Linked DNA regions of Mus musculus: all the other regions are linked to region 2. Evidence: chromatin loops called from intact Hi-C (ENCODE). Cell type or tissue: left cerebral cortex. All regions are shown on one strand.

Region 1 (2,500 bases), 280 kb after region 2:
CTGTGTTTGGACTAGGGCACTGGTTAAGTCCAAGGACAGCTCCTCTGTGCATAAGTCTCTAAAAGTCACAAATAAAGGTAAAGGATTGTTAAGCTAAATGTCTCACCTTTCTATGTGCTGTTACAAAGACAGAAACATGTAAAGCTACCAGTAGAAAATTATTAGTGAACCTTAGTGAAATATCAGCTGAGAGTCACGGGACCGTGTCCCTGTGGAACTGCTGAGTCATCGGTATTTGGGAAGGTGGTAAATGAATATATGCATGAGAAATAAAACGTGCTTCACCTGTGTTTGCTTGCCTTCCCTTCAGCACAAAATCATATTACCTTAAATTTTTTTGCATGTAAGTTTATTTCACTGACACATTGGCTTTTTTTTTAACATTTATTTATTTATTTATTTATTTATTCATTCATTTGCTTGTTTTTGAGAAAGAGAGAGAGAGCATCAGATGACGACTCGTAAGAGTTATTTTTTTTCTCCTGCTGTGTGGAACTCTGAGTGTACAAATTTCAGATTTTTTTTTCAAAAATAAAAAAGAATAAAGCTAGAAAACATAAAGTCAGTCGTTCATGTATTTTTCCAAAAAAATTTTTTTCTTCTAAAATATCCAAGATGGTCCATCAAAAATAAAACACATGATTTTAATAAATGACTTTAAAGATCTTGGCACCCAGGAAGCTGAGGCAGGAGAATGGCAAGGCTTACTGCAGAGCGAGATGCTGTCTCAGAAAATAAGAGAGGGAGGGGAGGGAAGAAGGACAGTAAAAGAATTTAAAATATAAAGTTACATATACACAGTGAAATTTTACAGCTGTGTTCATTAATCAAACCATATTAAGTATTTTTAATAATAATAATATTTTCAAACCTAGCATCCATTGTCCCTGTTGCAGACAGAGGCAATGGAATGGCACTTCATACCCTCGAACCTTAGGAGTGTGTGTGTAAGTGTGTGTGTACATATATAAAATGCTGCATACAATATATTAAAATGATAGCATTCCTATAGAGTAATGTGCATATGTGTGTATACAATTCTATACATGTTCAGAAGTCATTTTAATCTTACAAAGAGAAATAGCATCTACACATAGAACATGATATATACAGAAGTTATTCTAATCTTTCTAGAGAGGGAGGCACACACCTACATATGGAAAGGGGAAAGCATGCATTATTCATAGTGCAACATGTTCCTCGGCTGCCATGTGCAATCACGAATGTTACTAATCTGGAAAACTCTCCAAAGTCAAGAATTCGAACACTAAAAGAAGCCAAAAAAGTGGGGGAGGCACTCCACTCAACCAAGAAATCACACTTCTCATGCCAAAACATATTGAATTCTTACTCCTAAGGGTGGGGCTTCCCATCACAGCTCTTCCACTCACAGAGCTCCTCAGTCAGCAGACAGGTCCTCCTCAGCCTCGGCAGCACGAAAGACACCATCCTGGGGTTGGGACAAGCTCAACTTTGGTTTCAAGGACAGGAACTGAGAGGGGAGAGCTGATCTCCAGGAACGAAAGTGGTATCATTCAGGGTGTGTATCCAATATACTCATACAGGGTCAGTTTTGAACAAGGCATGAACTTCCACAGCATTTAAAGTCTAGTTATTTTTCCTTTTCTTTTTTTCTTTAGACAAGGTCTCACTCTGTAGCCCAGGCCATCATAGAACATACTACATAGCCAGAGGGGCCTGCCTCAGTCATCCAACTGCTACCTGGTATTACAGGTGTGTCACTAGGCCCAGCTCAAAAGCCACTGCATAATAAAAACAAGTAGCAAACAAAAAATTCAAAAAGGGAATAAGAGTGTGCTAGACAATATATCTGTAACATCTATGATAAAAGGAGATACAAACCACAAGACCATTGTCGTGTCTGTCTGGTGTTTTTGTTTGTTCATTTGTTTTTAAGACTTCAAAAAGTGTCCCCAAGAGCTTCTTGGGGTTTTAGCTAAAATCTATTGTAAAAGTGTTCCCAGAGAAAGATGTAAAATGATCACACCAAACAGTAAAAAACCACCTCTCTCTCTCTCCCTGCTTCCCCTCCCCCCTCTCTCACACACACACACACACACATTTTACACACACATCAAACACCACCCCACCCCACCCACCCACACGCCACATCACACTATTCAAACATATGCACAGCCCCAGTTTTCCAGATAAAAGGGCTCATGGTGAACACCCTGGGTGCACTAAGGACCCAGTGATATCCAGTGCAGGACACCTGGTTTATGAAAGACAGGAAGGAAGGCCACAGGGCAAGTGCTTATAGAGAGCTGAGAGCACCAGGGACCTCCAGTCTGAGGGTGCAGGGTTGGGGGAGTCACCATCTCTGTCTCTCCACTAAGGGAGGAAACATTCGCATCCACCCTTGTTGTGTGAACAGCAACAACACAGGATGAGCAGTGACCATCACGGTTGCTCTGAGGAAGCACGCAGGGCATGCTGGCTCCTGCGTCAGGTGCCTAGCAGGTTTCTACACATCCCC
Region 2 (2,500 bases):
CTTTAAAAATTCAGACTCAAGAATTAAAGTTGAACCTTGATCAGAGAACTTGGTCTTGGCTCCTTATTTCTCTTGCTGTCCTTCCCATCCATCGCCAGCTTTCTTTTCAGGAACCCAGTACCCCGTGGCTGCTGTCGGCTACAGTCTCACTCTCTCCATCCTCCTTGGGAGATTCATCTTGTCCCTGTTTCCTAAGCCCCTGTAAGAAGTAGTTGTAAATTTTCTTACAAACCTAATTTTCTGCCCGGAGATCATAGCAACTTATCTGTTTCTCAGTCCTGCCTGTTTTAAAATCAGCTTTCCCCAATACTCCTGTGGTTCCAATCTGTGGGCAGTAATTTGACACTAACCACAAAGAGCCAGTGTCCCTCTCCCCCACCCCCGCCCCCATGATAAACTTATATCTCAGGAAAAAATAAACAAACAAAAGCAAAACAAAACAAAAAAAAAACCCAAACTTTACATGGTCAAAGAGTTACATAACATTTAATTATCAACTTTCTTGAAATTAAGAGAGGAGCTGTTGGAAAGCGAGCTACCGGCCAGCAGGAGTGATGACTATTGGCTCAGGAGGGTTAACTGCTGAGCCAGACACTGCTTTCAATGCCTTTTGGTGGGCAAAATAAAGATAGTTCTCAGTAGCTACCTTCAGTGAGAAATGAAGACAGACCTGTGCTCAAGGCACAGAAAAGGAAGACAGAACTAACTCTCCACAATCTTATCTATCCTCAGGAGAGGGGACATGGCAGAGCTGGGGTGTGGGGATTTCAGGGCCAGGTCCCACTCTAACCATTTGGCCGCATGATATGTTTGCTGTGCAGGATGTGTGAAAGCCAGAGGCAGAGGTACTTGTCACTGTCGTCAGGAAAAAAATCTACCAAAGACAGAAAAATTATCTGGAGGCTCCAGCGCACTTGCCCTGCTTCAGACACAAACATAATCAGTTACTCCCGCTATTGTGTCCAAAATGATACCGGGATGTATATGTCTTAATTCTCAGAAAATTAAGCATTCGACTGTTGAAGCCACATGACTTCTCTCACACAAATTAGATTTCCTCCACCCCAGGGATTCTGACCCATAGCGTTGTCACTTCCGCCAGGGCCACAAGGGGGTGCTGTGGACGACCAGCCCGAGTTGATGGAAGGAGGCCCATTCACTTCCCCTGTAGGAGCCAGAGCCACACTGTGACATTTCAGTCAGTTTAACACCACTCAGCAACATTTCCAACCACTCTGAGGGTGTGAGCCTCCGGGCTCCACTGAGTATAAAAGCTCCCCTCAAAAGGGACATGAGAGCCAAACATGTGTTCCTAATGGGCACACCAGGGGTGACAAGGGCTCTATTCCATTGCTAGGACAACCCTGCTCCCGGGCTGGCGAACCAGGCCCACCCATCAGTCCATCCATCCCATGGTTCACTACAACTCCAGGCGAAGCCTCATCGGGTGCTAGTAAAAAGAAATCTCTATGCTTTCCTTGGAAGAATAAGTCAAGTCCCTCTCCACTGCCGGTTACATTGCTCTTCACTGGATTGTGTGCGGCTAAGGCTAAAAGGAAGACTCCATCCGCCAAGGCCCACAGTGAGAGAGTGCGCTCCACTTCCTGAAGAGTGGGAGGTGTTTGGCTGCAGTCTCCAGCGGGTTTCAGAATCCTGTCTAACCATCCGTTTTCATTACAAACCCCCTCCTTTGAGTCAGAGAAATTACAGCTCACAGACTTGGCTAATTTACATGCTTCCCAATTATATACCTTGATGCAAACAAGAGAATTCAAGCGTTTAGTAGCAACAATGGCTGAAGACTGGAATAAGCCAAGCCCCTTAATCATCATCAGGGGGATTCTGACTTGTAGGCTGACACAAACAAAGGAAGACGTCCAGGCTGGGTGGTTGGAGCTGGAAGTCTTTGGAATCTTTTTTCTTTTCTTTTCCTCTTTTCTTTCTGTTTTTCCCACATTCTTGGAGCTAGCAAGGCATACAAACAAATACAAAATCCAAGCAGCAAAATGTATTTGGTTGCTCACTGGAAATCCTAAATGCTCCACAGAATGGAGGGTTTTTTTGTTTTCTTGGCAGTTTCTCTGTTCCCAGACCTTTAATCCTGAAGATTCTGGGATCTGGAGGCAAAGGGATGTTTTGCTGTTTGGGGCTGACTGAGTTACAGGGGCAGAAGAGAGAGTGTGATTGACACAACAAACACCCACTGTGATCCCTCCCTCCCCAGCCCAGGCCAGCTGTATCCAATCTGGGAAGCTGGGGTGGACTCTTGCCACTTCTCAGGCAGTCAGGCGGACAGCCCTGAGGATCACAGCCCTCTTAAATCTGAACCCACGACTTCACCCTCAGCTCGGGGCTGTCATTTCCTCCCCCTTCTGCCCTATTAGTCTCCCATCCCTAAACATCTGCATTCTGCCTGCTTCTGTCCACCCTGCACCAAGTGACAGGAAATTAGATGTCACCAAGACCAGTCACTCCCACAGAGATGCCATATTTCCTGCCC
Region 3 (2,500 bases), 300 kb after region 2:
GTCTTGGAGGAAACACCTGCACATTTCCCCAGTTTTGGCCCCATTCCAAGAAGGAGCTTTCTGTTGGCATCAAAAAGACCCTCTGACATGTTAGGTTCCCTGCACAATGAGAGTCCAAGTTCTGGAATGCCCATCCCGTTTGCCTAGTGTAAGGCCAAGTATTGGCTCAGGACACTTCAAAGACCAAGTTCTCAGCACCAGGGAGATTTATTTGCCCCAGAAAAACAAAGGGCAGAGAATAAGAGACAAAGGCAGGAGATAGAGGATGAGAGAGAAGAGGAAGGGAACAAGGGAGAGGGAGGAGGAGGATTTGTCCCAGAGGGGAACAGGACAAAGGAATGTGGATAGAGAGGGGACAGACACAACCCATAGACAAATGGCAGTTTATAAAGGTACGAGGGGAAACCCTGTGTTAGGAAGAGTATTTAATTTTAAGTGGACATGTTTATTAGGTGAGACTTTTGACTGCTGGACTTCAATACTTTGATAGTTGGATCTTGGTTGTCAGCCTCAGGAGGAGGAATTGGCCAAATGAAGAGAAAAGACGTCGGTGGCTAGCTTTAGGAATGCAATCCAATGTTTTTTAGCAAGGCAGAGGGAATGGGGAAGAAGGGCAAGGCCCACCAGAGCCATGTTTGCCATGCTCAGGCCGGCTAGAGTTCCTTCACCTAGAGTTGGGTGTTGTCAGTCTCTCAGAAACACAACCATAAGAGTTCTTTCTTAATGGGTAATAGAAGTAATAACATGAAGAAAAGGTTTCTATTGAAGGTGAGACACCCATACCACTAGAGTCTAAGAACACACAACACCATTAGCTCTTTGGGTGTTAAAAACCATGGAAGGAGCCATGTGGTAGCATACATCTATAATACTTACTCTTGGGAAATGGAGGTAGGAGGGTCAAAAATTCATCCTTGGATGCATAGAGCTGGAGGCCAGTCTCAAATACACCAATGTATGCACACACGCACACACACACACACACACACATACACACACACCCCTCCACACCAAACAACCACCACTAAAACCTAGCAAGAAAGGGTCCATTTAATACCAATCTCAAATCTATTCCCCATGATGAGGACTCCAGCCAGAATGGGCAATGCAAAAAAATAAATGTGATTGATGTGGCTGAAAGGTAAAGAAAGAGCTCCTATCATACAAGAGAGGCAGGAAAGAGGACAGTGGGAAGGAGGGAGGCAGCAAGGGATTGTGAGCGTGCCCTTTACAGCATCTTAAACAGCACACATGGAAAGAAGAGCTCTGCCCACCAGTAGGTGGAACAGCAAAACAGAAGAAAAACCTACAGATGGTGTTGTGCAGCTATTTCCTCGGAGTTGAAACATTCTCTCCTGGTGGAGGAGGGAGGCTCTTAACACTGGGAAAGTAAAGAAAAATGTGCTTGGCTCCAGAAGCCTGCAGAGTCGAGAGGCTCCCAGGCTCCTCTGAGAAGGTGAGCTGCAAACAGTGGCTGCAGGGAGAAGTCTTCAGTGGAGCTGTCTGCAGGCCCAGCAGGGAGCTCCAGGGATGCAGCTTTTGGGTGTGGCCGTCCATGCTGGGAGGGCTTTTCAGTGCTGAGCAGCCTTTGAGTCACCCATGCCCCTGGATGCAATTCCAGGAAATCCCTTGGTTCCACAAGTTCGACTTCGTTGAGCCATTTCTTTGGCCGGTTCATTGGTGCTCTCTCTGGGTGTACACTCTTTAGTTCTCTCCTGGAGATGTAACTCAATGAGTGGGAGCTGGAGAGATGGCTTAGCAGTTATAAGCATTCAGGATGTTTGCAGAAGACCCAAGTACAGTTCCTAGCACCTTACATTGGAAAGTTCACAACCACATGTAATCCCAGCTCTAAGGAGTTTGATGCCCTCTTCTGGTCTCTGAAGGCACTGCATCCACCTGCACATAGCCACACACAAACACACACATACACATAGTTTCTTTTAATCTGCAGGGGCAAACAAGCAAGGTACTAAGCAAGCTTTCTAAAGAAATTACATCCATACCAGTCGGTGGTATTTAAAAACACAAACTGAGTGTCTTCCAGCTGCAGATAAATTACCATTTTTATATACATTGACAAATTACAATTACACATATTTCTGAATTATATGTATTTATATGTACATACAGACAGATTGCTGAAGGGACATATGAATACATATGCAATTAAATCAAGCTAGCTATCATGTCCATCCCAAATGCTCCTCCTCTTCTTCCTCCTTCTCCTTTCCTCTTCTGTCTCTTCTACTTCTTTTTCTTTCGTGAAAATATCTGAAGTTAGTGTTGGTCTACAGACAATTCCACCAGGCTACACTCTACATCTACCTAGCAACAGCTTGTATCACTTCCAGGTATATGAAGAGGGAGTGCTCGCTACCCGAGCTCTCTCTCACCATCTTTCTCTCTCTGTTCCCACATGTTCCTAGCCAGCTGGCCTCTCTTCCTCTCTTTCTCTTTCTTTCCTTCTCCCTGCTTTCTCTGCCTCTACCCCTCTCCA
Region 4 (2,500 bases), 880 kb after region 2:
CACCAAGTGTCTGGTTAATTTCGACTTTCAGTGCCCGTTTGGTACTAGCTTGTGACACACAGTTGAGTTTTGCCCTCACCCTTGTTATTTCTCAGGATCTCATGGTCTCTCCTTTTCTACCCAGCAGCCCCTTCACAAAGGCCACAGCCTCCCTGTGACTTCAGTTATTACTGTCTTTCTTATCACTTAAAACATGTCCTCTGAGTAAGGTGATTGTCACACAGAATCGGACAACTCCCTCAGCCCTGGTCACAGACTCGCTCTCAGGAATTGGCCACTGGAGTCCAGCCAAGGTTTTAAGCAAAATTGTGGAGTATTCCTTCCTGACTTTTCTAAAATTTGAGCTGCTTTTGCTATTTCATTTGGAATTAGTAAATCTGGTATTTACCAGCTGACGTGCAGTCAGGGTTTGAGAGCTGTGTAATGAGGCACTGGCTGCCTGCCCTCAGTGTGTCACTTCTAAAATATTAAAATTGTGTTCCCATAGAGACCACCATTTCTTCCTTCCTTTTTCCTTTTCTTTCTTTTTCTTTTCTTTTCTTTTCTTTTCTTTTCTTTTCTTTTCTTCTTTTCTTTCCTTTCCTTTCCTTTTCCCTTTTCCCTTTTTTCCCTTTTCCCTTTTCCCTTTTCCCTTTTCCCTTTTCCCTTTTCCCTTTTCCCTTTTCCCTTTTCCCTTTTCCCTTTTCCCTTTTCCCTTTTCCCTTTTCCCTTTTCCCTTTTCCCTTTTCCCTTTTCCCTTTCCCCTTTCCCCTTTCCCCTTTCCCCCTTTCCCCCTTTCCCCCTTCCCCCTTCCCCCTTCCCCCTTCCCCCCTCCCCCCTCCCCCTTTCCCCTTTCCTCTTTTCTTTTCCTTTCCTTTCCTTTCCTTTCCTTTCCTTTCCTTTCCTTTCCTTTCCTTTCCTTTCCTTTCCTTTCCTTTCCTTTCCTTTCTTTTCTTTTCTTTTCTTTTCTTTTCTTTTCTTTTCTTTTCTTTTCTTTTCTTTTCTTTCTTTTCTTTTCGGATGCATGCAGTGGTCTTTCTTATTTCTGAAGCCTGCAGCACCAAACTCTGCCACCCAATCTTAAACCAAATAGAAGACTTTTTTGTTCCTATAGCTCCCTCTGCTGGTCACCTGGAGACAGTGCTTTGGTTTTTAATGTGCAATTGGCCTTCCTGTCTTCATGTGGTCCAACAACAGGAAAAGTAAAATACAGGTGATACACACCTGTAATCATGGTACTAGGGAGTTGAGAAAGACAGATTGCCACTGAAGGCTAGCCTGGGCTACAAAACTAGACTGTCTCAAAAATACAAAGCAGTGTGGTGGTCCGTGCCTTTACTAGCACTCTGGTGGATCTCTGTAAGTTCAGGGCCAATCTGATCTTTGTACCAAGAAGTTAGCTGTACCAAAGTTGTAAGCTTTGTGCATGGTACACTTGCCATCCAGGTAACCTAAGATGAAGTATGCAAGCAGATGATATAGGTCCTATACAAGTATCACAGCCTGTCATGGAAATGGCTAGAACATCTATGTGTGTGTGTGCATGTGTGGACCCTAGAAGTCCTGAAACCTGCTACCAGAGCATTGACACTGTGCAACATGGTGGCATGGTTAAGGTGTCTGCTCTGGAAAGTCCTCAAGTGGAGTCTTAAAGCCATTGCATCTCCCAGCCAGGTTTCCCCCACAGTTGGAGCAGGGGAAAATTCTGAAGGAATGCTTTGTCTATGACCGACCGGGCAATTCCCAGCAGCAGCCCAGTGTGTAAGAGCCATGTGGGCCTGCTTCTGAGACACAACATTTTCCCATTGTGGACTCTCCGTGGCTCATGCTGGCTGGAAAGAACAGATTGCCTGCTGCATTTCTCATGCCTACAGCGTTTGTTTCTGTTTGCAGTGGGGCGGAGTAAGAGTCCAGGCTTTGGCCCACGCTCCTAGACTAGAGCTAGTGTAGCCCCTCAGTGCTTTGGGAGAGGAAATGTCAGGTCAGGTAGTCATGTGTCAAGAGTCAGTGGACATAGGACTTGACCTTGATCTAGGGTTTTTTGTTTTTTTGTTTTTTTTAATCTCTTTTATCTCAGTATGGGACCAGCTGTTCTGGGGCCCTGCTTGGACCTTGTTACTGGGCTGAGGGACCAAGGGCACCTATGGCAGAAGCTGGACTCTGTGCGGCTTCCCCATGATATTCTGTCAGTACCCATGTGTTCCATGCTCAGTGGGCTCCTGAGGCACCTGTGCCAACACTGGGGATGTCGGCAGCAAGGCCCTCAGGTGATATGAGAAGGTGCCTGAGGGTTCCTTTCTGCTGGCTAGGCTAGGTGGTTTTAGAGGCCAGGGGTTGTTAGGGTGAGAGAGAGAGCTGAGAAACTCTTAGGGATACCCAGCCTGCAGGAGGCCGGGAGGCCAGTGCTGAGAGGTGGTGCTGAGCTCAGTGCATCTTCTAGGGCAGGAATGGCCTATGCTTGCTCATCTGGGGCCACATGGGGGAGTGAAGGACCACTCCGGTGCTCATTAGGCCTGTTCTA

What was found. A loop is a pair of places that touch in the nucleus more often than their neighbours do. Peaks named below come from ENCODE experiments on the same cell type or tissue, not always from the same donor. Only the 100,000 strongest peaks of a DNase experiment are listed, where the experiment ranks them.
Region 1: a loop joins it to region 2, with 6 times the contacts of the local background. A loop is called at or near these places in 3 of 42 quality-filtered maps.
Region 3: a loop joins it to region 2, with 5 times the contacts of the local background. A loop is called at or near these places in 6 of 42 quality-filtered maps.
Region 4: a loop joins it to region 2, with 4 times the contacts of the local background. A loop is called at or near these places in 8 of 42 quality-filtered maps.

The regions. Positions count from the first base shown.
Region 1 is chr1:89,034,038-89,036,537 of GRCm38, forward strand. No RefSeq gene overlaps it. Among named protein-coding and RNA genes, the nearest start is that of Gm34194, 19 kb to the left of the region's middle. In left cerebral cortex, no CTCF peak of the experiment used is centred here; a DNase peak (open chromatin) is centred at 1,258.
Region 2 is chr1:88,755,692-88,758,191 of GRCm38, forward strand. Platr5 (pluripotency associated transcript 5) reads left to right here. Exons shown (of 3, transcript NR_040493.1): 3 at 1-42. Among named protein-coding and RNA genes, the nearest start is that of Platr5, 2.1 kb to the left of the region's middle. In left cerebral cortex, a CTCF peak has its summit at 1,106 (motif pointing right); DNase peaks (open chromatin) are centred at 1,133 and 1,622; H3K27ac peaks cover 349 bases.
Region 3 is chr1:89,056,330-89,058,829 of GRCm38, forward strand. No RefSeq gene overlaps it. Among named protein-coding and RNA genes, the nearest start is that of Sh3bp4, 13 kb to the right of the region's middle. In left cerebral cortex, CTCF peaks have their summits at 1,292 (motif pointing right) and 1,873 (motif pointing left); a DNase peak (open chromatin) is centred at 1,324.
Region 4 is chr1:89,630,849-89,633,348 of GRCm38, forward strand. All of the region lies in intron 5 of Agap1 (ArfGAP with GTPase domain, ankyrin repeat and PH domain 1), which reads left to right. Among named protein-coding and RNA genes, the nearest start is that of Gm41914, 51 kb to the left of the region's middle. In left cerebral cortex, a CTCF peak has its summit at 1,121 (motif pointing left); a DNase peak (open chromatin) is centred at 1,100.